Linked DNA regions of Mus musculus: region 1 is linked to region 2. Evidence: chromatin contacts called from ENCODE Hi-C or POLR2A ChIA-PET data. All regions are on one chromosome and are shown on one strand. Each heading gives the region's core, a stretch centred on a gene start or an enhancer-like site at or near the end of the contact. The rest is flanking DNA. Distances are from core to core; before and after follow the strand shown.

The links. A loop is a pair of places that touch in the nucleus more often than their neighbours do. ChIA-PET counts read pairs that join two places held with the same protein, here RNA polymerase II (POLR2A).
Region 1: a map of gastrocnemius shows a loop between it and region 2 (4-fold over the local background). The contact joins the promoter of Mars2 here to the promoter of Pgap1 in region 2. A Hi-C loop is called at or near these places in 1 of 37 maps with a recorded cell type or tissue (gastrocnemius). POLR2A ChIA-PET finds 5 or more read pairs at or near these places in 1 of 5 experiments (embryonic stem cell).

Annotation. Positions count from the first base shown.
Region 1 is chr1:55,235,614-55,238,480 of GRCm38, forward strand. It overlaps Mars2 (methionine-tRNA synthetase 2 (mitochondrial)), which reads left to right and starts at 1,564. Exons shown (of 1, transcript NM_175439.3): 1 at 1,564-2,867. The coding sequence starts at 1,627. Gm10561 (predicted gene 10561) reads left to right here. Exons shown (of 4, transcript NR_166489.1): 4 at 1-11.
Region 2 is chr1:54,555,942-54,559,177 of GRCm38, forward strand. It overlaps Pgap1 (post-GPI attachment to proteins 1), which reads right to left and starts at 1,743. Exons shown (of 27, transcript NM_001163314.2): 1 at 1,493-1,743. The coding sequence starts at 1,639.

The sequences.
Region 1 (2,867 bases), core at 314-2,813, 680 kb after region 2:
CTTGATCAGGACCTTTGTCTTGGCTCCATTCTCTCTCTCTCTCTCTCTCTCTCTCTCCTCTCTCCTCTCTCTCTCTCCTCTCTCCTCTCTCTCCTCTCTCTCCTCTCTCTCCTCTCTCTCCTCTCTCTCCTCTCTCTCCTCTCTCTCTCTCTCCTCTCTCTCCTCTCTCTCTCTCTCTCTCTCTCTCTCTCTCTCTCTCTCTCTCTCTCTCTCTCTCTCTCTCTCTCCAGGTGTACCCGGTTCAAGTAGGCAACACAGTGGATGGTGCACGCCTTTAATCCCAGCACCTGGGATGCAGAGGCAGGCAGATTTCTGAGTTCAAGGCCAACCTGGTCTACACAGTGAGTTTCAGGACAGCCAGGGCTAGACAGAGAAACCCTGTCTCAAAACAAAAAAAAACCCCAAAAAAAACCCAAAAAAATAAAACACAAACAAACAAACAAAAAACTCAACAAAACAAAAAAAAACCCAAACAAACCAAAAACAAAAACCAAACCCTCAGGGCACTATTACTCTTGGAAGAGAGGGAAGGACACAGCGCACAGATCTCAACTGCAGCTCATCTCTAACTTAAACACTAATGTGCACCACAGTCCATTGGTGAGCTAAGTAAAGCTTAGATTGCTGGTCTGAGATCCCAGTTTCTGCCTCAGCAGGTAGGGAATGGGCCTCAGATGTCTAAGTTCCTGGTGTGTCTCATGCTGCTTTGGGGACCATTCTTTGAGAATCACTAACAGTACTTAGGTTGGGTGAGGGTTTATAGGTGTTCCAATCTCATTTTAGTATGTGCATATATACACTGTTTAAATTAAATGGGGGTGGGGAGGCCAGTTGTGGATGAGAAAATATGCAGTGAGCCAAGGATTAATAATAAAAATTTGGGATTTTAAAATTCTCTCCTGCTAAAAATTAGGATTTCATTCTCAAAGCTCAGTCTTGGAAGAATTTCAAGACTATTAGAGGAGAAAATTGTGACTTGTTTTGTACAATAAAGCTGAAAGTTAATGTTTCCTTATCTGCACACCTGTGACTCCGCACTCCAGTCCCTGGATGAGTTCTCAAATCAATCCTTAAGGCTCAGCAACATGTTCAGACACGTCATTTCCTTTTCTGCCAGTGCTTATCGTTCCTTAAAGCGCTTTGTGAAATTATTTTCCTTTCTTTCAGATTTATTTAGATTCTGAGACAAACCTTAAATGGTTTTTCTATGTTGACTAGAGGATACCAAGAGGCCGGATTTGTGCCCTGCTTTGACAGTTAATGAGTTTGGAAAATACCTCAATATAAAAATCTTGCCAACAAGTTCAGTCCAGAACCGATCAGTTCAGTTCAGATCCAGAACAGATCTCAAAGAGTAAAACTGCACAACACCCGGGATACGCTCTTCTTTCCCCAACTGCCCTGACACGGAACCCACTAGCCGACTACTCAAAAACTCCCGCCGGCCACCCGCCCCTGCGCGCTGCAGGAAACCGGTGGAGGCGGGGGAGTTGCGGGCGGGGCCGCAGGAGTCAACGCTTGCCGTTCATTGGCTTCCGCGCCGGAAGCGGCGGTACCGTCCAGCTGCGCACGCGCCCTTTCCCGTGCTCGGGAACACCGCCTCCAGTGCTGGGGCCGGCTGTCACCATGCTGCGGCAGTGTGCTCGCTGGGTGTTGACGCGCACCCGGTTCGGCCGCGGCTGTCGCCGCTACGGTTCGTGCTCGCCGAGCGCTAGTGGCGACGCCGGGGAAGCGCGGGCCTACTTCACCACACCTATCTTCTACGTGAACGCCGCGCCGCACATCGGGCACCTGTACTCGGCGCTACTGGCCGACGCCCTGTGCCGCCACCGTCGTCTCCGAGTTCCCGGCTCTGCGTCCACGCGGTTTTCCACCGGCACGGATGAGCACGGCCTGAAGATCCAGCAGGCGGCAGCCACCGCCGGCTTGGCCCCGATCGAGCTGTGCGATCGAGTGTCTGCCCAGTTTTTGCAGCTTTTCCGGGAGGCTGACATCTCTTCCACGGACTTCATCCGCACCACGGAGGCTCGGCACCGAGTAGCGGTGCAGCATTTCTGGGGTGTGCTGGAGGCCCGGGGTCTGCTTTACAAAGGGATCTATGAAGGGTGGTATTGTGCCTCGGATGAGTGCTTCTTGCCGGAGGCCAAGGTTACTCGGCAGGTGGGTCCGTCCGGGGATCCCTGTCCCGTGTCTCTCGAGAGCGGACATCCTGTCTCCTGGACGAAGGAAGAAAATTACATTTTCAAGCTTTCTCAGTTTCGAGAACCACTCCAGCGGTGGCTTGGAAACAATCCTCAGGCAATCACACCGGAACCGTTCCACCAGGCAGTTCTTCAGTGGCTGGAGGAGGAGCTGCCCGACTTGTCCGTTTCTCGAAGGAGTAGCCATCTGCACTGGGGCATACCAGTTCCCGGGGACGACTCGCAGACCATCTACGTGTGGCTGGATGCCCTGGTCAACTACCTCACTGTAGTTGGCTACCCAGATGCAGATTTCAAGTCTTGGTGGCCAGCCACCTCTCATATCATAGGTAAGGACATTCTCAAATTTCATGCTATTTATTGGCCTGCCCTTCTCCTAGGGGCAGGATTGAGGCCACCACATCGCATCTATGTCCACTCGCACTGGACGGTGAGTGGCCAAAAAATGTCCAAAAGCTTGGGCAACGTGGTGGATCCCAGGACTTGCCTTGATCGCTATACTGTGGATGGCTTTCGCTACTTTCTCCTTCGGCAGGGCGTTCCCAATTGGGACTGCGATTACTATGATGAAAAGGTGGTTAAATTGCTGGACTCCGAGCTGGCAGATGCCTTAGGAGGGCTTTTAAACCGGTGCACTGCCTACAGAATAAATCCTTCTGGAACCTA
Region 2 (3,236 bases), core at 493-2,992:
CAAGGCCCATCTGTGAGATCCATATGCTTTGTTCTGAACATGGAGGCAATTTCTACTACTGCAAATATTAAAACAGACCAAATAATTGTGGGAAATCTAAAAATAAATGGAAACTATTGTTCCAAAATGATTTTATTGTAACCACTGAATACAGTACTACACTAAAGCGACCTGCTTCAATATTACCGAGTTTTCAAATTATTAAATCATAGGCAATGAAAGAGAACTAAAATAAACTCTATTTTCAGTTTTTAAAAAAACCCTAAAGTTCTTATTTTTAACTATTAAGATTCTAATGAACATAAGCCAACATCATATCAGTTCATTAGCTTTGGAATTAACACTAACTTGTTAAAAATCTCCAAAAGCATCTGAAATGCAGTGTTCACTTTCCCTCATAACCACTGATGCAAAATCAAGGTAGGAACTCATCTACTAGAAAATATCCATGGGAAAGGATGCTTGCTCCTCAGCAACTTAAACTTCAGTTTTTAAATGTAAATAAGAGAGCATCAAACAGGCTCCCTCTATAAGGACCTGTACACAGACTCAATCCTGATTTTCATTCTTTATCGACAGAAAAAAAAATCTGCTATGATCCTAAAAGTATACTAAGAATGCACCTTATCAAAATGTATTATGCATATTTTATAGGAGTTATTATAATAGATATTCCAAAATTTAGATTCATTTAGAAATCTCAAGAAAAATATCACCAAAGGGAATTTCTCCTGACAGCTGTGTAATTTGTTATCATCTCTTTCTACTGCTGGTCATGAATGAAATTTTAGATTCTACTACGCGGAACAAATGAAGCAATTAATGAAAGCATTCAAATTAGAACAGAGGAGGTGGGGGGGGGCGATGAAAGAGGAGGCAGATCCTGTTAAACCCAGTGAGAAGACAAAATAACACCAGAATGTACATGCAACCGATTATAACAGATATCGTAATCGATTATGCAGGTCACTGACTGTTCAGAGGCATGCGAAAACACAGGTACGCACACTCACACACCCACGGACTCAAAACCTACAGAACAGGTGGATCGGCAAAATTCTCCACCGGAGGAAAACTAGATAGTTTTCAGTTTAATTATTAATCAGGCCAGTCTGTCACTTCACCCAGAGGTAAAACCTCAGAGCCTCTTTTTTAAATCAGCTTTGGCAACTCTGCAAGACGCTGCTTCTTTCCAGAAAAGCGAAATCTGACGCACGCCCATCACTGGGCGCGAAGAGAAATCATCTCCTTGCAAGCAAAGGAGGGTCCGGGAAGTATAAGGATTGGGGAGAGGGACCAGAGCTGGCTCTCTGGCGGTCAGAAGTCGGGGTCCGGAGTCTGGGTGGGGGACGAGGGGTCGCGGAGGCGAGGATGCCCTGCCCAGCACGAAGCAGGAGACTTCGAGTGCCAGGAGAGCTCCGAGTCGGAGCGTTCCATCTGAGCCCGAGAGAAGCCCGGGAGGTGTGGGCGCGCAGGTAAGGGAGGGCCGTACCTGGTACTCGGGGTACTCGAACATGTAGCTCATGCTGCACTTGTTTTCCTCGAAGCCGAAGAAGACATCCCACAGCCCCAGGGTCGCCAGAAACACCATGAAGACATAGAACGCCAGATTCCAGAGGTTGACTGAGTGGAGAAACATGGTGCAGACGAGCGCCTCTACACCAGGAGAAGCTCGGCAGCCTAGACAGAGCGAGGGAAAGACTCCGGTGCCAAGCCGTGCCCAGCTGAGCAGCGCGCGCCTGCGCGGAGCCCGCCAGCACCCCCTCCCCTTCGCCTGCCGCTCAGCGCGCCTGCGCAACTGCGAGCAGCCGGCCCGCGGTGCCGCCCACGGAGGAGGGGGCTGTGGGCGTTTGCAGCGTGAGCGAGATTGTGTGCCTAAAAAATGGAATGAGAAAGCGGAGTGGGCTGGGCTGGAGGGCATGGAGAGAAAAGGGAGGGGGCGAGAGGGGCGGGGGGACGGGGAGTGGAGGAAGAAAGGGAGAGGGGGATGGGAGCGCGGGATCCCAGAGGCAGGAGAGGGAATGGCCGGGTGGGTACCGCAGGAATTGGCCAGGGGCAAGGATAACGCCCTAGAGTCCAGAGACTGTTAGAGATTCAGAGCTAACTGGCCAAGAGAGGCGGCACATCAAAGGCGTGTCAGGTGGCTGTCACGCACACCTTCCCCTGCAACAGTTTCAAACCCCATCCTGTTCAATTTTGAACCATCTCGGGCCTCCGCAATTTCGCTTCAAGGACCAACTAGCTTGATTCCAGAAGAGACAAATGGCTTTCCCCCTTCCTCTTAGACCACCGACTTGGGCCCTGTAGGTAGTAACAACACCTGCTCATTGAAACAAAACACACGACAGTCAAAGGAAATCCTGTTCTTGGTGGAAGCCTTAATCAGACGAAGTCTAAAAAAAAAAAAAACAATATAAAAATACCTACCAACATGATGTTCCCAGTTGGTACCTGCAGGACCAGGTCGGCACTGACTTGAGGTGCTCTCCAAGTCCCCCATGTCTCTGGGGACTGGTTCCACAATGACGTTAGAAGAGAATTTTGCTCAAGCTTCCACTCTTTCTCATAACTTAGTTCATTTTGAAGAATTTCCATTTGTCTTTACACAAAGGAAGGGGTTTTAAAAAAGCAAATTAAACCCATTGATAATACTTGTAACAGCTTCGAAACGCTGAAATGTTATGAGGTGTCAGCCCTTAAAGCTAACCAGACAGCAGATGAGTTTTGTGTGTGTGTGTGTGTGTGTGTGTGTGTGTGCGTGTGTGTGTGCACGTGCGTGCGTGCTGCTAACTTCAGAATTTTACTTAGAATGATCTTTGGCACTGACTCAATTTTATTTTATTAGATTAATTTTCTAGCAAATATTTTGAGGAAAGCTGGATAGGATGCATGAAATCAAAGAATTTCAAGACCGAAAAGGAAGCTAATTGTTTATCTTATACAAAACCCTGCTATTCACATCAAGAAGCTACAATCCAAAGGTAAAAGGGTAACAATTTTTTTAACCCTAGACAGAAACACTTGGATATCTAAGCAAATACACCTAGCTACAAGATACGGACTATTTGTAAAGAGAGGACTGGGAAAATGGACTGGTGAGCTGCTTTGAGGTATGGAGGTAGATTTGGAAGGGCCAGGAAAGTCTGGGTAATACTGAGTAGCAGGGCAATAGTTAGCTAATAAGCATTTAAGGCATACCATGTATGTTTTGGATGTTGTGGTGTGCCCCTTGGTAT